Linked DNA regions of Homo sapiens: region 1 is linked to region 2. The links are chromatin loops, found by intact Hi-C in ENCODE. Cell type or tissue: PC-9. All regions are shown on one strand. Each heading gives the region's core, and the rest is flanking DNA. Links, peaks and the distances in the headings are about the cores only.

Region 1 (11,273 bases), core at 3,713-8,712, 97 kb after region 2:
TCTTCCACAGTCTCATGAAGAGTGTCTCTAACTGAGCGTGCACGTGGTGCCTCCTGTGACAATACATTATTAGAATGGTTAGTGGAATAATACATATTGGTTGCATGCAATGGGGTAGATGAAACATCTCCTTTTGTGTCAAAAAAGAGTCCAGAAAAGAGGGATTATTTGCAGCTTTATAAGGAGCAGTTTCACAATCAGTTTGCGTGGGTTTTTATGTCAGTTTTATCTGGACTGAGGGGCCGGTGACTCCAGCCACATGGTGAGCACTGGTCTGGTTCATGCATCATAATCACAACACCATGAAGCTAATCGGTGACAGTGACACTGTTTGGCAGTGACCCTGCCCATTTCGCAACCTCGTTCCTCCACTTGAGTTCCCAGGCTCAGAGGAAACCATCATTCCATTGTACTCTTGGACTATAAAAAGTAGACTTTAATATGAGTGTGCGTACAACTCTCGACAAAAAAGAAACAGGATTTGACATGCTGTTTTGTAGCCCTTTCAATTCAGTAGAAAATTCTGCAGACAGCTCTCCAGGTGCAAGGTGTGCCTCCACATCAGCATGCGCATCGCCTGCCTGCCATCCCATCGCCCGGCTGCACTGCTCATTTGGTCAAAGCTGAAGGTTCAGGAGCCCCCCTCCATGGACCTCCCAAGGCTCTCTTGCTACTTTGTATTCCTAATTTTATGCTGTTTTCTTAAATAGGGGCTTCCTAACATGTATCCGCCTCATGCCCCACAAAAGATGTTTTCAGAGCCATTTTCCATTTGTTTATCTGCACCATGTAATTCCATTCCACTCCTTACCCTTTTTTTCTTCCCTGTTTTCAGGAAGCAACACGCCAGGTCCTGTCACCTGTCAATCACACTGGGAGAGTGCAACTTTTCTCTTTCAGTGTGGGGAAACAAGCAGTGCCCACCCACATGCAACAGGGGGGCCCCTGGGTGGGTTCAGCCGTGCTGACGATGTGGCTCCCAGGATGACATGGAGATCCTGTGTGCCCTCATTGGGGTAGGTAAAATAAAACAATATCTCTAATAGGAAAAACCCCTACTTGGAGGCTATATAGGTAGAGTCCCAGAATCAATGGTTCTTGACCCTGGCTCCACTGAAGCACGGGAAGCTTTAAAAACACCATACCCTGGTCATGCCCCAGAGCAAGCAAATCAGAATCCCCAGGCAGGGCCCAGGCATCAGCATTTTTAAACTCTCCAAGTGACGCCAGTGGGGAACCCAAAGTGAGAACCGTTTCTACACAGAGACTCCACCTGCTACAGAGGAGCTAGTGGTGTTCATAGCAGCCATGAGACACTGTGGCAGGATAGCGGAAGAAGGGACAAAAGGTCAGTGCAGAAGGCTCCCAGACCTGGTTCTCCACCCTCCGACTGAAGGTGCCCTTCTGAGCCTTCCCCAAGTTTTCTAGAAGGAAACCAAGAAAGAGGCTTTCCTGCTGGGAAGAAGAGAATGGACTGAAGATTTCTCATTCGGATATTCATGTACATGGACCACAGCCTCCTGTGTGTTGTTACAAAGCTTATGATTCTCTTAGGTGTTCTCTCTAGTTCTTAACAATGAGGACACCTGTGTTCCAGCCTTTGGAGTTGTGAAGTCTAGCCAACCTCAGAAAGCTCAGCCAATTCAAACAGATTTCATTCTAAAGTAGCATGGAACATTCTTCCTCTCCACCCAGAATTAGGGGTGTCTTCCCTTTGGTACAACCAATTATCAAAACAGCTTCTGATTGGTTTCAATCACCAGTGGGTTTGAAGCTTATTAATTGGTCACCGCTCTAGGCCTTTCCCCTGAGGACGATCCTGAAACCATCAAGCTGGGCAAATCCAGGGGCCATCCCCTTCCTTTTCCAATTACCTCCTCTGTGCAATTGCCTCTGTGAACACTAACTGGCACTGGCTGGTGGAGAATCCGTTCTCTAGACATTTGATATGTTACTCAACCCTTTGATTCATCTTGATTTTTTAGGATCATTAATAAAATAAAATAAAATAAAATAAAATAAAATTCCCCCAGAAAGAATGGAAACCCTCCCTGTGTGCTCTTTGATTTTTAAAGTAGGATGCAGAATCACATTTCCAGTCCATGGGGAACAGCCTCGGGTCTCCGGGCAACACTGCTAAGCAGAGAAAAAGCTTTGAATTACAAGGGTTTTAGTGCTGGTTTCAGAAAAATGTGGAAGCAGAGAGGCCAACTCGAGAACGGGCATGTTTCACTCAAAGCCCCATCTGAATCAAAAGCGTACGTGATAATGACTCCTTTTCAGCACTGTGGGTTTGGTGACTTTTCCAGTGAGGAGCTAGCTAGTTCATGGTGGGTTCTGTTCACAATGAATTAGGATTTAGAAACCAGCAGGAGGTGAGGTTTGACAGAAAACATTTGGTCACATTCATGCAAAATTACAGGAGTAATCGAAACGAGGCTTCATGGTGAGAATTTTCCATTTCCTTTAGAGGCAACATTAGATTCTTGCTAAAGAAAAGAGAAGGCACCCTTAATGACACCAGTGGGGTAATAAGTGGCTTCTTTTGCCTTCCTTTCATCATAGAAACTCGGATAATTTCCTAACGCTATCCAAGACAGCTGCAGTTTCCTACTGCACAGCTCCCAGAAGCCACAAAGAATGGCAAGTCTCACAATGCAGGACTTTCTCTGCAGCTCAAGGATCTCTCCCACGCCCTGTGCACAGGCGCAAACCCCTTCCTTGCAGGAATACTTCATTTCCTGGTATGTGGCTGAGCCAACAGAGCCAAAAGTCCAGATGTCACCCAACACTTACAAAAGCCGACCCGCATTCACAGCACCTGTGCTGGGTGCCGCAGGCCAGGGCTCCACCGCTCCAGAGAGATGCATCTTCACCATGTGCATGAAAGTCCAGGCTGGCTAGGGACTGCGGCACATGACTCCTTCATGCTTCCCTCCTGACACACCGACTCCATGCTGGGAATGAATTACTTTTTATTGCTGTCTGGGATCTTTTGCTTCCCCTCTGCCTTTTGTTGTTTCTTATATCAAGAGTGTCATGAATGGTGAGAGGGCCTCCCTCCCTCCACTTTTGGTGAGAGCAAGAAAATTATTATGCATGAGATGCCCAGGACACGACAGAGCCTGCAGACAGTTCCAGCCCCCCCATCCCCGGAGGAGATCTGTGATACAAATGAAAGAACAAAGCAAGGAAACCGACTTTGCAGATCAAGCCAAGAGGCTGAATGCCCCATACACCTGTGATCCTGACCCAAACTTCCCTGGGGGAAGTCAGTGCCTCCTCACGGAGCAGCACCTTCCACCTGTCCTCCAGTGTCACTGCGACATCAAGGCTCAGGGTTATACATGGAGTCCAGCCAAATGCAGAGGGTGTGGACTGTGGCAGGTCCAGGCCTTCCCTCCTGACCCGGGGTAGCTGGTGGGCTGGGAGAATTCAGCTCTCCAGTTCAGTGTGAAGGCCAACAGTGAAGCTATAGATTTGGGGATTGAGGTAGACTCAAAAAATGCTCCCCACGGCCAGATGCAGTGGCTCACACCTGTAATCCCAGCACTTTGGGAGGCTGAGACAGCGGGTAGATCACCTGAGGTCAGGAGTTCAAGACCAGCCTGGCCAGCATGGTTAAACACCATCTCTACTAAAAATACAAAAATTAGCTGGGCGTGGTGGCACGTACCTGTAGTCCCAGCTACTGAGGAGGCTGAGATAGGAGAATTGCTTGAACCCGGGAGGTAGGGGCTGCAGTGAGCTGAGATTGTACCACTACGCTCCAGCCTGGGACACAGAGTGAGACTCAGTTAAAAAAAATATATATATATACATATATATATATACACACACACACACACACACATATACACACACATATATCACACACATATATATACATGCATATATATACACGCATATATATATATATATATATATATATATATATAGAGAGAGAGAGAGAGAGAGAGAGAGAGAGAGAGAGAGAGAGAGAGAGAGAGTTCCTCCCAAAATTCCACATCCTAATCCCTGGAACCTGTGAATGTTACTTTGTGTGCTTCCCCTCACCCCCAAAATAAGGCTCTTTGCAGATGTGATTAAATTAAGCATCTTGAGATGGGGGGATTATCCTGGACTCACCAGGTGGGGTCTGAATGCAAACACAAGGATCCTTATAGGAGGGAGACACAGGGATACTTGATACGAGAGAGGAGAAGGCCACCTGAGCATGGAGGCAGAGGTTGGAGTGATGCAGGCATGAGCCAAGGAGCACTTGAAGTCACCAGAAGCTGACAGAGGCAGAGAGGAATCCTTCCCGTGACCCTCCTGGGGAGAACAATTCTAACACCTTGGGTTTAGCCTGCTGATCCTCATCATAGGCTTCTGGCCTCCACTATGATAGGAGAATAAACGTGTGTCATTTTAAGCCACCAAGTGTGGAGAAATTTGTTATGGAAGCTGCAGGATGCTAAGGAGGATCACACAGGATAGGTACCAGCATGGAGCATGGGGAGTTCACTTGCATTTGAGCGAATGATGGTGAGGATGCTACGGGAAAAAGCCAGTGTCAGAAATTGAGAGGTCACAGAAAGACAGAAAACAGGAGCAGGATTACAATCTCCCTCCTCAAGGGATCCAGCCCAATCCAGGTCTCCCTCTGATATTCTCAGGAGCCTGGTGATGGGCTCTGCATCCAACTGCCATGGCCCAAATCCTGGTTTCATCTCAACCCAGATGGGTGCACTCTAGGAAGCTGCATGGCCTCCTGGCCTCAGTCTGCCCTTGAGAGGAAGCTGGTGATACTAACAGCTCTTGTGAGCGCTTACGCAGCTGCTGAATGGCTAAACGCAGAAGGGAAAAGCGGCTCTTGTGAGATGGGAGCAGTAAAGTGATTTGCAGATGATAGAAGCAGCTGGTAGTGCCAAGGGATTGACTTTCAAGCAGCAGGAGTGACGGCTGGGAGGTGGCCTTGTGGAGAGAGGAAGCTACCGGTGCCACTTCATTTACAGCTCTGTCCAGAAAATTCTCTCCCTTCTCTCTCATGTCTCATGCCTTGGAGTCAGGAATTGGAGACTTTCACTGACCCCTCAAGGACTTCTATGGACCCTGCTTCCCCAAGATTCCACCTGGCTGGGCTAGAATTCCCCCCACAGGCTGCTAAACATGCCCCTGCCTGGTGCTGCCCACAAGAGGGCTGGCCTCTGCTTTCTGAACTCCCAGGCTTCGTACAGTGAGATGCAGTTAGCCACGCTTCTTCGTCCCAACAGCACGGTGAGGGTTAAGACCCAGCTGAGAGTTTCAGGCAACCCATGGAAAGGGCGTCACTGACCTTTGGGTATCTTAGATGTGGGCAAGGTGTGGACCCTGAGAAATGGAATGGGACAGGGCTGATGGGTCTGTAAGTGTGAGCTTCCTGTCTGAGGCTTGCGAGCCACAGGTCACCGCTCCACGTCCCCTGTCTGGGGAATGCTATCATCGCAGACTCATGGAAGATTGCTTTTCCTTGCCTGAAAGCAAAGCCATCTGAGCTCACTGCCCATTCGCTTTCCCCCTTCCTTGGAACTTGGGCAACTGCTCTTTGTCCCTTCGTTCTCTGGTGTTGAATTGCCTGGAAGCCTTTGGCAAAGGAGCTGAGGAAATATCCTTTGATTCCCAGAGATAATGGAATACCCATAATGTCCGCAGAAGGCTGCTCAGCTCTTAATTCAAATGCCAACAACATAAACACTTCCATTCTCTATGTTGAAGTCTTCAAAAGCAAAAATAGTTCTTCCTTAGGTCAGCAGTCCTTAGCTTGTGGTTGCACCCCCAGTGGGAAGTTCCAGTCACTTACAGAGTGGGAGGTGGGTGAAAGATTAGGAACAAATGTCCGGACCCTGTGGACTGGGAGAAATTCAGCTCCGCAGAGCCCCAGAGGCACTAAGGCTCAGTGTGACTCATCCCAGGGGCAGTGACAATAGCCAAAGGTCTGTGACCGCAAGGCAGCAAACCGGGTGACTCACCCTCAGGGCCTCCTGCTATCCACCCACAGCTTCTTGGTTATGGGTTCTCCCCTACCCCACCCCCAGAAGGGCCGGCCAGACAGGGTACCACCACATGCTATTTCCCACAGTTCCAAGACAGTACCCACGGCTCAGAGCCAGAGCCGGGCACGTGCATGAATGTTTTCAGATGACTTTTTTTTTTCCACTAAAGAGTTAAATGCTTGAAAGTAGAGTTCAGGCTTGGCCAACTCAGTTTAGAGCAAGAAATGGAAATGTTGTGGTTGTGTTTAAAGGGTAATTTTATTTCCCTCAGCGAAATAAGCCTGAGTATACCAGCCTTGGGAGGCCTGTGCAGGCCATTGAACTTCTAGAAACTTTAACAATCACCCTCGAAGGGCAATATTTCCTCTCCAGCCAGCCGGACTGGTCCTCCTAGGGCACTCCCAGAGCCCAGCTGCCTCACTGGTGGTGCGTGTCCTCCTGGAGGGAGGGAGACAGGGGCCCAGCTCCTCTGTAAAGACGGCCGAGGAATGCCTCAGGGTCCCTGTGGAGTCAGCTCAGTCCTCTGAGTTTTCTCACCCTGAGTCCTACCCGCACATTTGTATTTGTGAAAAGAGAAAAAAGGAAAGTCACTAACAAGGAGGAAGGCAGGTTCAATCCCTGCTTCCCTTCCCCCTTCCCTCTTATTATGTCTCCAGGTGCCACCACAGCTTGGAGGTGAAGCTTCCCAATGACCAGTGAGCAGAAGCCAGTGCTAACAAGGGAGGCAAAACTGGGACCAGGACCCTGGAAACATCACCTGGAAAAAGGGGCTTCTGAGGGGACCTGGGTGAGGCGCACACGGTGTCTGCTTCAGATTCTGAAGCTGCTCTGGGCTCAGGTGAAAGACAGCGTGGATGGTGTAGCGGGCAGTGGGATGCAGAGAGCCAGGTGTTCAGCATCCTAGCTCCAGGGTGACTCTTGCTCCAGTAGCACAGGCCTCCCGGCCAGCAGTGTTTGGTTGGTGAATGCTCTCGGACTTCCCTCTAAATCCTTGGAGACTTAAGACAGTGGCGGGCTTTGGTATTTGTGACTTTTTTCCAATGTCCCCCAACATTTTTGAAATACCTATTATATGCCAGATGTCGTTCTAGATGCTGGGGAAACAACGGCCACAACCAGAGTCCTACCATTATCGAGCTTATATTCTAGTCAGAAAAAACCATAGTAAAAGACAGCATGGTGGGTCAGTAAATTTCAGCATGTCTTTGTCAAAAGTCACACAGCTCCTTTGGAACTCTCTTGTCTTGCTCTCAGGGGCCCAGGAAGCCCTCCTCTCATAGGCTCAGAAGTGCCTGCTCTCACTGCCTGGCCTCTCACCACTCCCGGCACCTGGCAAGCAAAGTTGTGGCCAAGCCGGGGCATTGTCACAACCTGGCCAGGTGTGCACATGCTCAGGGCAGTGCTGACACACCAGACCCCTGCCACCTCGGCCTTCTCCGGACTTTGGGCACCAATGAGCATGGGAGAGAGGCCTAGGGGGCACCAAGGTGGCTAGACATGGGTCTGCAGGTGCCCTTGGCACGAACACTCTGGGCACTGTGGACAACATGATTGATGGCGGCAAGAGGCAGACAGGCTCCTTGGTGGAAAGGGGCTGGTTCCTGGTGAAGCCCCACCTTCAAACCAGGGATGGCCTGAAGCATGGAGGCCGGGCTGTCAGTTCCAGGTAGAGTCTGCAGACAGGAGTGAGAACTGATGGTGCTTTTTCCAGGCCTACCCCTAGCCACCCATGGACCAATCAGCATGCATTTCCTCCCTTCTGAGCCTGTAAAAACCATGAACTCAGCCAGACTAGAACAGAGGTCAGGACTACCAGCTGTGGAAAGGAGCTACCTACTGTGAGTCTCCTCTCTGTTGAGAGCTGGACACTCATCAGGAGGACCTGCCTGCAGAAAAGAGCTACCCACTTCGGGTCTCCTGAGAGCTGTTCTGTCACACAATGAAGCTCCTCTCCACCTTGCTCACCCTCCAGTTTTCCATGTACCTTATTCTTCCTGGACATGGGGCAAGAACTTGGAACCCACCAGATGGCAGGACTGAAAGAGCTGTAACACAAACAGGGCTGAAACACCCCCCCGCCCTGCTTGCCACATTGAGCAGGTGATGAGAGGAGAGCTAGAACCCTTCGGGGATCCCAGACCTAGGGGCTCCCCATGCCAGGGCTGTGACACCCTCTTTGGGGCTCTGCAGTTCCTGGCATCTCCAAGCTTCCAGGCACCACCATGTTCCCCTTGTCTAGATGCAGCTGCTCACAGCAGAAGCCACATACAGTATATCCGGTCCAGCTGCAGCCTCACATGGAGCTGACACCTGTGCTGTCACTATGCACCCTGTCACAGCAGCCAGTGTGCCTGGCTGTGTGCAGTGGCTGGACCCCATGTTTGCTCACACACCCTTTGCCACTCTGTGCCTGGCTTGCCCTAGGCAGGTGTGGAATCTGGGCCAGTAGCTTGGGCCAAGTGCAGCCTGCCAGGCTGAGTGGGCAGTAACAAGCCCAGTGGGCATGAGCAATACTCAGGCAGAAGGTGCCGCCAGCCACAGAGGTTTCTGGCTGGCAAAGCAACACCTTAAGGATCCTGTGACAACATCAAGGATAGAGAGAAAAGAATAACCAAGGATAATTCCCAGGTTTTTGGCTTGAGCAACTGTAAATTATAATTACATGAATAACAAAAAGTGGTGCCTGAAGTTGTTAGAGAAAATGTTAATTTCCCATATGTTAATTTTTAGGTTTGATTGTTATTCTTTACCAAGTCATTGATGACTCAGCATAGCTGCCATTGACACTGGGACCCTGTTGGGAAAAATGTGTTCTAAGAAAATCAGATTCCCTCCTCTAAGTCAAAGCAGTTAAGGTTAATTTGTAAAACACATCTCTGTGATAATGCAGCTGAATTATGAGTAACTCTTTTAACGAAAGCAAGCCTGGAAGGAACAGATCAATCCTCCAACCTCCAGGAGCTGTTGCTTAACTTCTTTACCCATCTGCTTTCCCTCTCCAAAACCAAAGGTTTAGTTTGATTTCTAACTAAAAGGCAAATTGAGTTAGTGTCTCACACACCCCTCCACTAGATAAGTTAATAAATAGTAAAAGAGCCCTAATTTAAAAACAGAGAGGACAGAGACAAGCTGGATAAAGTCCAGAATGAGTGATGGAGAGTGGACCCAAGTGCTGAGGTCCTTCTTATCCTTATAAACCTGTCCCCAACCCAGAAAACAAGGCCCTTCTTCTTGTTGGAGGCTTAGAAATATTTCTGCTGACACCTGGACTTGATGAGGAGGAAATAGCATGGGAGGAGGCAGTCTGCAGTTGTGGAAAATGCATGGAATTTGGAGCCAGACATAATTGGGTTCAATCCTGAGCTCTGCCTCTTATCGGTGATATTTTTGAAAAAGTAACTCAACTTCTCTGAGCCTCATCTGCAAATCCAGGTTATACAACAGACCTTATGGGCTGTTATCATGACTCATGGGTGTGTATACAAAGTACTTAGCATAGTGCCTGTCATGTTTGAATAACTAATAAATACTCCAACTCCACTCCAGACCCCCCAAAGAACTGCAAATTAATGACAGAAATCTAGAGATTGTGGAACACAGGAGTAATTTTAAATTTCTTTTTCAGATGGGAAAACCTCTTTGTAGAAATTCATGAGATGTCTAAAAATATGTACACATAACATTTATTGTCCCATGGAATTTTAAAAATCAAAATAGAGATCAAGAGACATCTGTTTTTCTACCATGGAAATACCATAAATATTTCCTTAATGTACGTCATGAGCATAAGAAAGAGAAGTTCACAGTAAATGGATGGAAATGTAGATACAAGCAAATTAACCCTGAACCTCAGCTTAATAAGTGCTCTAGTTCTCAGCAGTCCTTCTATTTGTCCTAAATTCCTCCTCCACACCATTTTCTCCACATGGTGAGATGAAAAGGGTATGGGTCAAACAGGACTCCTAGTAGGAGAATGGATAGTTTTTATGTGAGAACCACCTTTTGTAATTTTCTTATTTCTGTAAAATATTACTATTTTTACACTGAGGCATGTGGATTTTATCTACAATGTTGAAAACAGAAATTTCAGCCAAGTTTAAATACAAAGATAACTGCCTATCAACATGTTTTAGGTTCACGAATAAAACACATCAATTAGCATAGGTGTGATTATTTAACTGGGCAGAAGGAGCCAAAAAGTTCATGTGGAACATCCTCTGGAAACCTAAATCTAGGGAGATTCATCAACAAACCCTTCTACTGCATAATCTCCTGTACAATGTTTCTCTTTTGCCTTAGACTACCTGTACACTTCAGTACCCAGCTGCATGGTAGAGATGACTGTTCCCCAAACTTGTAACCTCCAGCCTGTTTGTTCTACATGGGAAAATTAAAAGAGCATGGGATTTGGAGCTAGGCAAATCTGAATGCTCAGAATCAGACTTCTCCTTGACTTTGGTTAATTATACAACCTTTCTGTAATAACTGCTACTGCTGTGTGAGATAACATGTTAAACTTCTGTGGTTTGTTACAAGTATCATTTCCCTCATGCTCATGAATCTACATGTTGAGTGCAGCTTAGCTGATAGCCTGGGACTCAGTGGGCAGCCCTGCTTCACGCTGTGGTTCAGCTGGGCATGGCTCTGGGCTTTGATCAGACTCAGGTCTGCGACGCGTGTTTTATTCTAAGGTTCAGGCTTCAGGGCAGTGGCCACTCAGGGGAAGCTCTTCTAATGGCAGGTCTCAGTGCATAAGAGCCAAGCAGACTGCTCAAGCATTGAAGGCTCATTTCACATCTGCCCACTTTCCCTTGGCCAAAGCATGTCCCACGGCCAAGCCCAACATCAATGTGGAGAGGAAATATACTCCTCCCAAGGAGCTGGATGGGGGCAAAGTAGGTAAATATTTGAGAACAATAATGCAAACTATCAGACTGCTTAAAGCCCTTCTGTGAAAATCAGAGACAGCACTTCCCACCTGCTAGGGCTGCTGTGTGAGTGTTGGATAGATATGGTGTCTGTCCAGTGGGTGGGGTCAGCATTGTACTGGTCTAGTTGTCCAAACACAGGAATAATGAATCAGCTTCACTTACACACAGAGCTTTTGTGATCTAACTTCCCTGGGGCCTTTTAAAGACATGCATCTGCTGCAGTGCCTGGGGGTGCTCATCGGGCTGAGGTCCACCCTTCCCCTACCAGCTCTTTCACTTTGTTTATATCTCCTTACCTCCCCACCTGACCCTCTGTGATTAGAGGGAT
Region 2 (11,273 bases), core at 3,299-8,298:
AGGAAGAAGGAAAAGCGGAAACCCCTGATAAACTAATCAGATCTCATGAGACTTATTCACTATCACAAGAATAACACAGGAAAGACCAGCTCCCATGATTCAATTACCTCCCACTAGGTCCCTCCCACAACATGCGAGACTTCTGGGAGATACAATTCAAGTTGAGATTTGGGTAGGGACACAGCCAAATCATATCATTCTGCCCCTGGCCCCTCCTAAATCTCATGTCCTCACATTTCAAAACCAATTATGCCTTCTCAACAGTCCCCCAAAGTCTCAGCTCATTTCAACATTAACCCAAAAGTCCAAGTCCAAAGTCCCATCTGAGACAAGGCAAGCCCCTTCTGCCTATGAGCCTGTAAAATCAAAAGAAAGTTAGTTACTTCCTAGATACAATGAGAGTACAGGCATTGGGTAAATACAGGCATTCCAAATGGGAGAAACTGGGCAAACCAAAGGGGCTATAGGCCCCATGCAAATCTGAAATCCAGCAGGGCAGTTAAATCTTAAAGTTCCAAAATGATCTTTGACTCCATGTCTCACATCCACATGGTCTTGGGCAGCTCCATGCCTGTGGCTTTGCAGGGTACAGCCTCCCTCCCAGCTGCTTTCATGGGCTGGCATTGAGTGTCTTTGGCTTCTCCAGGCACATAGTGAAAGCTATCAGTGAATCTATCATTTTGGGGTCTGGGGGACAGTGGCTCTCTTCTCACAGCTCTGCTAGGCAGCACCTCAGTAGGGACTCTGTGTGGAGGCTCGACCCCACATTTCCCTTCTGCACTGCCCTAGCAGAGGTTTTGCATGAGCACCTGGCCCCTGCAGCAAACTTCTGCCTGGGCATCCAAGTGTTTCCATACATCTTCTGAAATCTAGGAGGATGTTCCCAAACCTCAGTTCTTGACTTCTGTGCACCCACAGGTTCAACACCACATGGAAGCTGCCAAGGCTTGAGGCCTGCACCCTCTGAAGCCATGGCCCAAGCTCTATGTTGGCTCCTTTCAGCCATGGCTGGAGAAGCTGGGACACAGGGCACTAAGTCACTTGGCTGCACACAGCACAGGGACCCTTGGCCCTCTGGCTCATGAAACCACTTTTTCCTCCTGGGCCTCTAGGCCTGTGATGGGAGGGGCTGCCATGAAGGTCCCTGACATGGCCTGGAAACATTTTCCCCACGGTCTTGGGGATTAACATTAGGTTCCTTGCTACTTATGCAAATTTCTGCAGCTGGCTTGAATTTCTCCCCAGAAAATGGGTTTTTCTTTTCTATCATAGTCAGGTTGCAAATTTTCCAACTTTTGTGCTCTGCTTCCCTTATAAAATGGAATGCCTTAACAGCATCCAAGTCACCTCTTGAATGTTTTGCTGCTTAGAAATTTCTTCTGCCAAATACCTTAAATCATCTCTCTCAAGTTCAAAGTTCCACAAATTTCTAGGGCAGGAGCAAAATGCCATCAGTCTCTTTGCTAAAATATAGCAAGAGTCACTTTTACTCCAGTTCCCAACAAGTTCTTCATCTCCATCTGAGACCACCTTAGCCTGGACTTTATTGTCCATATCATTATCAACATTTTGGTTGAAGCCATTCAACAGGTCTCTAGGGAGTGCCAAACTTTCCCACATTTTTTTGTCTTCTTCTGAGCCCTCCAAACTATTCCAACCTCTGCCTGTTACCCAGTTCCAAAGTTGCTTCTGCATTTTCAGGTATCTTTTCAGCAATGCCCCACTCTACTGGTACAAATTTACTGTATTAGTAAGTTTTCATGCTGCTGATAAAGACATACCTGAGACTGGGGAATTTACAAAAGAAAGAGGTGTAATTGGACTTACAGTTCCACATGGCTGGGGAGACCTCAGAATCATGGCGGGAGGCAAAAGGCACTTCTTACATGGTGGCGGCAAGAGAAAATGAGAAAGAAGCAAAAGTGGAAACCCCTGATAAACCCATCAGATCTTGTGAGACTTACTCACTATCACAAGAATAGCACAGGAAAGACCAAGCGCCATGATTAAATTACCTCCCACCGGGTCCCTCCCACAACACATGGGAATTCTGGGAGATACAATTCACGTTGAGATTTGAGTGGGGACATAGCCAAACCATATGATGAAGTATGTTGATGGAGACTAAACTACCTTTAGTGCATAGTTTGTATAATATTGAGGTGGAGTTATATTAATAGAACCGTAGAAACACTTGGCACACAGGTATCCCAGACCTGTAGCTGGGTTTAGTGCCCAATGAGATTTGGACCTCTCCTTTTTGGAGGAAGTGAACACGTTTTCAATTGCAAGGGATTTAGTTACATTGAGTTAGACTGGCCATTTTTGGGCCTAAAGGCATCTCTCACTTAAGTGAATGATTCATTCCTGAAAATCAGATATTCTGAATGAAAATGGTAACAAGGGGGCCTATTTATCATCGTTTTAAGTAGAAAAAAAAATGATGCATTAGATGTCAACACAAACCCCCCAATTTCCTGAAATACACTAAAAACATGGTAAAACACCCACATATAAGTAACAGACTATCACCTGCTTGAAGACTATATTGGGAAGAGCTCTCTTGTGGCCATGCAATGAGAGCAAGAAGTGTAGTTAGCTGTAGTAAGTTTTCAGGGTTAGAAGCATCAACTGCTGCTCAACCCAACCAACAAAATACAAAACCAAGAACATTTTTGAGTGGTAAACGTTGATTGAAATGTGACTGTGAACCAAGGACCAAGGATAGCGCCATCACCCTCATTGTACCTTCACATATATGCAGATAAATGTGTATTAAAAGCAGGAAAGAAGAACTTATCACAGTAGTGCCCCCCACCGCCTTATAGAAAAGTAGGTGATATTTTCTTCTTCCCTGTATCTTTTTGTTGCCAGATCCTGTTTTATTTTAATATTTTCAGATTTTGTTGTATTTATCTTGATTTTTAAAATATTGCATTAAAATGTTACTCATCTTGATTGCTAAGTTTTTTTTGTGTCCCCTTAAATTTTATGCCTAAGATGAGTAATTCACTTGCCTTACCCTAGTCCCACTGTCCCTCTGCCCATCACTGATATCCTCTCACAGCGTATACACCTTTGTGATGGTGTCGGTTCTTCATTCACTGTCATATAAGCTACCTAATATGGCCCCTGGTATCTTGTAGGAACTCAAAGCATCCTGGTTGATAAATGGACATACAATTATTTAATAGTAATGATAACAGAGCACAGGGGACGTGTCAGTGTCCTTGCTCATTGGCTTGTGGGCCCTGACTTGTACCTCTGCCAGATGTCCAACTCCTGCCTCACCAACATCTGGTATGACCTACTCGATGTGACAGAGCCCTTTCTGCCTGGTGCTGCCATTCAACCTGAGACTCCAGCTCAGCCTGATCCCTAGTCTCCTGGCTGAGCCCTGATCCCTGCCTGACGCCTGCTCCCACTGGGAGTGCTGGGTCTGGTTCTTCTGCTGCTCCAGTCCCTGTCTGCAGATCTCCTGAGCCACATCGTCTGAGGACATCAGCTCCTCCCATCCTGAGTGTGAGCTGATCTACTTCCAAGCTGACCCGATGGCTCTTCCTCGAGAGCTCATTTGTCTGGACCTGTCTGAATGTGATTTCCCCATTTGGACACTTGGCATGGGTCTTCCTGCCTTCCTTCAGTCTTGTCTGATTTCTCCCTGTAGCCTGTGTGATTTAGATCCTAGCCATGCTAGCCTAGTGTGCCTTGTGCCCAAGTCCTCTTGATAGTAACCAAAAAGGGAAACAGCAGTGGCGTGGGCTCAGGGAGGCATTTTCAGTAATACAGAAGAAAATGGCAAGAGGTGAGTTTAGAAATTGGCAGCAACTTGGCGTGCTGCAAACAGTCTGAATTGAGTGGGAAAAGGCAGGGGATTTTGAGTCAGACAGATTGGGTTTGAATCTCAACTTGGGCGTTGAAAATCTGTGTAGCGCCGAGGAAACTGCTTAACCTCTCTAAGTTTCAGTTTTCTCATTTGAAAAGGGGTTCATTGAGCCAATGTATGAGAAATGTTCTTCATAAACTACATAGTTCAATATAATTTGAACTTTTAAATATCTACTGAATATTTGCTTTTACTGCTGAAGAACACTGTATTTCCTCATTATCAAAAGGTATTATATATATTAACATTAAAGCTAGAAGCTACTGTGCTTTTGTTATTTATAACTTTAGTTAAGTGTGAGTGTTCTCACTGCACTCTGCTTTTGAATGACTTCTTATCTTAGGTTTGGGAACTTTGTTATTGCAAATCCAGACAGAGTCAGTTCATTTTCATGGATATATATTATGTAAGTGCATATGCATCATAGAGGGTTTTATTTTAAGAAGTAGATCTACTAGGGATTTAATGACTGGATATCTGACACCATGACAAATGTTAAGCTCCAGATCAAAGGCAGCTCCATCCATCCGCAGAAGCCGGTCTTGCATGAATTAGCCATGATTCATCTCAAGAACAACATCTGTTGCTGTATTAGGAAAAATCCTGTGGTGTATCCTAGCAATTTCATATGCATTATTTCACTTAACTTTCTTAGGAGACCTATGAAGAAAGTACAATGATGAAGAGCGCACAGTGGTGAACTGGTACAACAAACCCACTTTACAGTTGAGGAAATTAAGCTCTGAGGCTTGGCGTGCCTAAGTCATTGGTGCGTGAGGAGTACTGGTCTTCTCCCATCACCATATTTTCAATATGTCCTATGACCTGTGTGTGTTCAGGTGGGAGGCTGAGAAGCACAACCTCATCCTCTGTGTTGGTCATCTCTTTGGTTATAGGGTGGCACTGAGTAGTGGTGTGACTGGACATGTAGAAGTTCTCCTGACAGATCTTTCTGGGATCAGGGATGATGCTTTAGTGTATCCCTAGCCCTGAGCACAGGCACATACAGGAATTAAGTGATAAAAGCCAGAAAAAGAGCTGGCTAACTCTTTTCTTTGGCGGACCATTCAAAAGATGGTAGGGCTATGGCTTAAGCACTTTCATAAGTACAAATTGGCTTGTGGAGTATGAAACTTGTTTTATTAAAACAAAGCAGGATTAACATTTTCTTGGGATTAGTATTGTTATTGTTTTTGGTCCTATGAATTGTCCTTAACCTCAAAACTGTCCATATGTGGTAGGTGCGCGGTGTTTTTTCTTTTGTTTGTTCGTTTTTTGATGGAGTTTCGCTTTTGTTACCCAGGCTGCAGTGCAGTGGTGCAATCTCGGCTCACTGCAACCTCTGCCTCCTGGGTTCAAGCGATCCTCCTGCCTCAGCCTCTTGAATAACTGGGATTACAGGCACCTGCCACCACACCCCACTAATTTTTTGCACTTTTGGTAAAGACGGGGTTTCACCATGTTGGCCAGGCTGGTCTCGAACTCCTGACCTCAGGTAGGTGATCGACCCGCCTTGGCCTCCCAAAGTGCTGGGATTACAGACATGAGCCACCATGCCCGGAGAGGTGGGTTTTTAAGGAAGTTTTTGCAGCTAGAATTTCCCTGAGGTTTTCACCCAGATGCATGGCATTCCTGAGCCGGTTGAGGATTCTGAAGTGCCATAAAAAGTATTACTGGACCATGCCACGATTGCCTCACATTCGTAGCACTGGAGGGTGTGTGTGTGGTTTTCAAGCACATGTGCATGACCTCAGCTAAACTGATAAACATCATGAGTCAGAGAGGCAGGTAGAGACAGGTTCATTTCATTGACAGGAAACCGAGGCAGCTTGGGGCCATATCCAAAGGCATATGAAGTGGACATGTTGCAGGACTCTATGCTTCTGGTTCTGTATTTCCCCCAGCACTGCGGGACAACATTGTTGTTTGGGGTGAGCTGCCTACTTTGAGATCATTCCTATCACTGCGTTCCACTCAGCGGAGGATCTGAGGAAAATAAGTAGAGCTAAGTCTAGCTGCCACTACCCACCCATCTCACTCCTTTCTTTCACAGCAGTAGCCCTGGGAAATGCAGTGGACACAGCGCGTCTGTTCTTCATCAAGGCACTTGACAAGCTTTTTATGATCTACTTGTGGACACACTGCAGAAATGTGGGGTAGAGGCTGGGATAATTAGGAGGATTACTAACTGGCTAATGGTGTCCAAAGGAATCATTGACTCAGTAACCCAAAGGCTTTTGATCTTGTTTTCTAGGACTCTGTCCCTGATTCTAGACTGTTCAGCATTTTTATTAGTGCCATGAACAGAAATACAGAAGTTGCCATTTCCTCAATTACAAGGGTCATGGTAGTGGGAGGGAGAGTGGAGAGACCTTGATTGAAGCAGTCTGAATCAATAAAAGTACATTTTAATATGCATAAGTATAAATGCTTTTATTTGCATCCACCTACCCCAAATCCCACAAACTACTTCCCAATATAGGACAAAGTAATAGTTATTTAGTGGTAGCATGTTGCAAATATCTTAACAGTTTCAATCCATGTCAAATCAGTTAAATCTGAAATTAACTTGCACTATGATGCACCCACTGAGAAGCTAGTGTGATCTCACACGAGTTTATACAAATATGGTACTTAAGGGCAGGTTTGATTCGAGCACAACTGGGGAATTTCCACTCTTTAGGAACTGTAGGATGCACAGGGCGGTGTGCTGAGAGTGTGGAGGAAGTGCCAGTCCCTGGCCTGTGAAGATGGCTGAAGGAACAAAGTTTTTCCTCCTGGCAAAGAGAAGATGTGAAGGTGAGAGGTCACTGGTCATTTCCTTCATATTTGTGAAAGGCTTTCCTAGAGAAGCAAGATGATTCTTACCGAAAACCAGGTGGGTAGATGATAGAAAATGAGGTGGCTCTGCAGCACTGGGGGTGGTTCTCCATTCCAGATGCATTTGAGTCCAGACTGTGTAAGCACTGGGGAGGGAAGGCTCCACAGGGGCTGATGACCACATGACTTTGATGTTCACAGGAGAGTTTACTCAGGAAATGCTCCATGGCAGAGATGAAAGTCACGCCAAGCTTTGAAGAATGAGGCTTGGATGCAGGGATGCTTGAAGTGTCTCTAGAAGTCATTCAAGCGGCAGAAAAAGCAGCCTGGTAATGAGTTGAGAGGCAGGAGAATGTGAGGGCTATGCATATGAATATTCTAGTTAAAATTGTATTTGAATCCAAACTCTGCCACTGGCTAACTTGGCAACCTTGGGGCTGTAACTAGAATAATGTCCCCATGAAGACATCCGCATGCGGATCCCTGGAATCTGTGAATATGGTACATTACATAGCAAAAAGGAATTGAGGTTTAATGAAATTAAATTTGCTAAACAGCAGAGAGATTTTTCTTGGATTATCTGGCAGGCCCCATGTAATAACATGGGCCCTTAAAGGTGGGAGAGGAGACAGATGAGAACAAGAGGGGCTCAGGGAGCAAGGTGTGAGGCTCAGAGAGAAGCAAACCCAGAGAGAGGCTCTGTTGCTGGCTCTGAAGGTGGAGGAAGGGGCAGTGAGGGAAGGAATGTGTCAGCCTCTAGAAGGAAAAGACACGGAGGAAACTCTCTCCTAGAGCTTCCAGGAAGAAGAGCAGTCCTGCTCCACCCTGATCCCCACTCATTGAGGCCATTCCAGACTTCTGACTTCCAAAACTGTAAAGTAGTAAATCTGTGCTATTTTAAGCACTAAGTTTGTGAAATTTGTTAACCGTCAAGAAAAAAAAAAAAAACTAATGCATTTGGGTTAGTTTGACCTTTGTGAGTCAGTTTTTACATGTGTAAAGTAGAGATAGAAATAATATCTACTTCCCAGGATTCTTGCAAGTAAAGTAACTAATACCCTATTTGACATATTATATATATTCAGTAAAAAGATAGTCATCATTATTTCTATCAAGACAGTTTTATTTGTGAGGTTCCCCTCAGCATCATTTAGCTGCCATAAAAAAACTGCAACAGCAATTAACATATTCCTCCCCCACCTTGTGGGACCTCCTAATACTTTGCTTTCTTTCCTTGAATAAGGAAACGTCACCACTAGGATAGAGATCCACAGCTACCTGACTCCTTCATTCCAATTTCTGGGGAAACACTGACTGGCCCAGCTGCCCAGTGTGGGTCAAATCCCAACTCACCCTAACCAGATTACTGCATGGATAACAGGAAAGGACAATCCTAGAGAAGTGATGCTGGTCAAGCTGTCTGGTCTAGTCTAGAGTCCACTGCTGGGCTGCCTAGTACACACATAGGTGTACACACTCACACACACACACACTCATGCACATATAGACAGACACACACACACACACACCAGTCATTGCATCTGGAGGTAATATCACGGAAACACACACACACACCAATCATTGCATCTGGAGGTAATATCACGGAGCGGCTGCAGCTGTCTACGTACAGGATGGTATATAGTACCAAAATGTAAAAACCAAAATGGTAAAAACCATTTCTCCCCAGACACAGTCTTGATACAGTCCAGATGTAGCTCCTTACAGCCTGCAACCTGGGCATAACTGTCCATCACATCTGGTGTGAACTGGTAGAGAAAAGCAAGGTGGAAATGTTACCCGCACTGTACATCGGTCGAAGGTCCCGAGCACAGGCTGTTTTCTTCTGGACAGAAAAAGTGACACACGCGTCCTTGTTGACATGTTGCCCTGGATGTGAACTGAACTCCTTAATAAGTCTGTCTGGTGGGCACAGCTTCTGCCTGATTGAATGACTTCTGTGTTCCAGTGTGCTTCTGGGCCAGGCTTAAGAGAGAAAAAGAAGTGTTTTCATGTGATGTGTATGTATTTGTGCGCTACTCATCTTGGAGAGTGATGGAAAAATCTCAAGACCCTCTTAGCTAAGCTTGGGAGTTTTCTGGTGACATAACTACCTTTAATATTACTAAAATTCCTTTCTCTTCTATGTGTGAAGAATACGTTTATAAGTTTTCAATGCCAGAATTGTTGGATAAGTATGATTTTTATTCACCATGACCCACTAAAGTAAACTGTCCAGAGCTTTGGGGCATTTTAATTTCTTTAGTTCTAAATTTAATAATCTGCAGGAGGTTTGTGTGGTGAAAAATAAACAGAAGTGAGAGTATAGTTGAATCTGTCCCTAACGTGCCCTGGACTGTAGTCCCAGCCTTCTCAGGCTACATTCAAATCAAATTTTCTTATGTCCATTTTTTCAACTTCATTTAACATGAACTTATTGAATGTCTACTACGTTTCAGGCATTGCTGTAGGCATTGTAAATATAACAAAACAGACAAGTTTCTGCTTTCAAGTAGCTTACCTTTTAGTGGAAGGACACTGAATAGAAAGGGCAAGCTGTTCAGCAAAATCCAGTCTCCTCTACTTTGGACACACACCAAAACTCTATTTCCCAATATTTCTTAAAGTTATGTATGATCAAATTACCAAGCCCTTTCCAACCCAACGAGCAAAAGTGATGTGTTCCGGACCTGGACAATGAACACCTCCATGTATATCCCTTCATGACTATTAGCTTCTGCTTACTGGATTCAGAAATGATGGAGCCACAGAATGGAAGGAGTGTGGATCCCTGAATGACTGCATGGAGGAGAACCAACCTGCCAACTTCAGTATCTACCTAGGACTACTAGGTGAGCAGGAAACAAAGCTTACTGTATTGAGACATTACATGCTTGAATCTATTTGGTATAACATCAGTTTAACCTACTCTGAATAATATACAGAGATGGGCAAAGAAATATATTCTGTGTTGAGTGGTGATAAGTCTAGGCATAAAAATATAGCAGAGCAGGAGAAGTGAGAGTAATGTGCATGTTCATGTGTGTTTGTGTTTTATAAATGGTGCTGAGGAAGACCTTCCTGGAAATAAATCATTTGAACAGACAATTGAAGGAAGCGAAGATATGAGTCAGCCCTGAAAATCTTAGGCAGAGGAGAGAGGTGCTGAAGATGAAGGAAGAACCCAGGTAGGAGCCCCACAAACACTAAGGCTCTGAGATGGCTGTGTTTGATTGGGGCCCAGTGGAGCTATTAATAGCATCCTGAATTCCTCTGACTCTTCCTAGAGAGCCTTATTCTAATGACAAGGATCTCTTATTTTACTTGTTGGTACTTCAACTTTAGCTTTAGAAATGGTTAAGTTTTGCAAATGGCCTATTTATCTGAAACTTAGCAGTATTATATTGCTGGAAATCAGGAGAAAGGACTTCCCTTAATAAATAATATACTTGCCCTGCTGTTATTTCTCTCCCCCTCTCTCTTTTTCTTTCATTTTTGCTTCCAGGCAGTAACCTTGGATCAAAGCTCGTATTCTCATTTAGATTCTTACTAAAGGCAGTAAGAGGCAGTCAACACATCTTGATTCTATGACATTTGCCAAAAAATATTCTAAAGCATTGGCCTCAGTAGGCTGTTGGTTTAACAGGAATTACCAGCTTTCTTCCCAGGATGGAGGAATCTTGAGAACTATCATCACCCTCCTCCCTGCAAATTCAGCCAATTCCATATGTTTGGGTCAGCTACTTGCAATTAATTTCTGATTTTTCTTAGTTATAAATATTTTGCCTACAAGTAATAGAAACCACTAAGCAATAGGGGAATGTTTTTGACAATTACTCAGTTAGCTTATGAATTTAAACATGAGATGCATAGACTAAACACCATCTGGGGCTGTTTTCCTGTATAAATAGATAAATAGGTAAGTTTCTGTTTATTCTTCATGCACTTGCTTCACCGTGATATATGCATCCAACTGGGACACAGTAAATGTGGCATAAATTATATTAAGGAAATCAAATCAATGAAAAGGATATTTGCAAACTAAGAGAAAGACTGAGGAAAGGAAGAGCAGGGTAGCAAGAACAACCAAGTTTTGAGACATGCGCTGGAGATAAGGAGGGGGTAACATTGATGTCAATGATATATAAAAAACGCACAAAACCTTTTGCATCACTGTTTTCACACTGCATGGGATAATTGTTGAGAATATTGCATACAAGTTAATGCCACTGGCTTTGGGGTCCAATTGGCTAGTGTTCTAGTGCCAGATTTGCCACTTACGGGCTGTGCATCACTGAGCAAATCACTTCACTTCATAGGGTTGTTGTAAGGATTCAAAATGCTTTAAAAATACATGCCAAGGACTAGAATTTAGTAAGCTTCTGATAAGCAATATATTTTAATTACAATATAGTTCAGAATCAATATCTCTATCCAATTATCCCTCATTGAATATCTGTCTTTTAACTGTCACTGTTCCTAAAGGCTTTGTATTCTCTTACTTCAACTCTAGGGAGTGGAGAGTTGATGAGGCTAGGAAGTAAGCTTGATATTTCCCTTTTTCTGAGCC

What was found. Hi-C counts contacts between places; a loop is a spot of excess contacts. Peaks named below come from ENCODE experiments on the same cell type or tissue, not always from the same donor. Only the 100,000 strongest peaks of a DNase experiment are listed, where the experiment ranks them.
Region 1: it touches region 2 in a loop (5-fold over the local background); 10 of 110 quality-filtered maps call a loop at or near these places.

The regions. Positions count from the first base shown.
Region 1 is chr2:237,196,878-237,208,150 of GRCh38, reverse strand. No RefSeq gene overlaps it. Among named protein-coding and RNA genes, the nearest start is that of COPS8, 120 kb to the right of the region's middle. RefSeq lists an enhancer at 6,736-7,407. In PC-9, for the core only: no CTCF peak of the experiment used is centred there; DNase peaks (open chromatin) are centred at 5,920 and 6,320; H3K4me3 peaks cover 1,147 bases; H3K27ac peaks cover 2,183 bases.
Region 2 is chr2:237,293,254-237,304,526 of GRCh38, reverse strand. It overlaps LOC105373954 (a long non-coding RNA gene), which reads left to right and starts at 5,674. Exons shown (of 4, transcript XR_924039.3): 1 at 5,674-6,685; 2 at 9,438-9,555; 3 at 9,779-9,891. In PC-9, for the core only: no CTCF peak of the experiment used is centred there; DNase peaks (open chromatin) are centred at 4,416 and 5,596.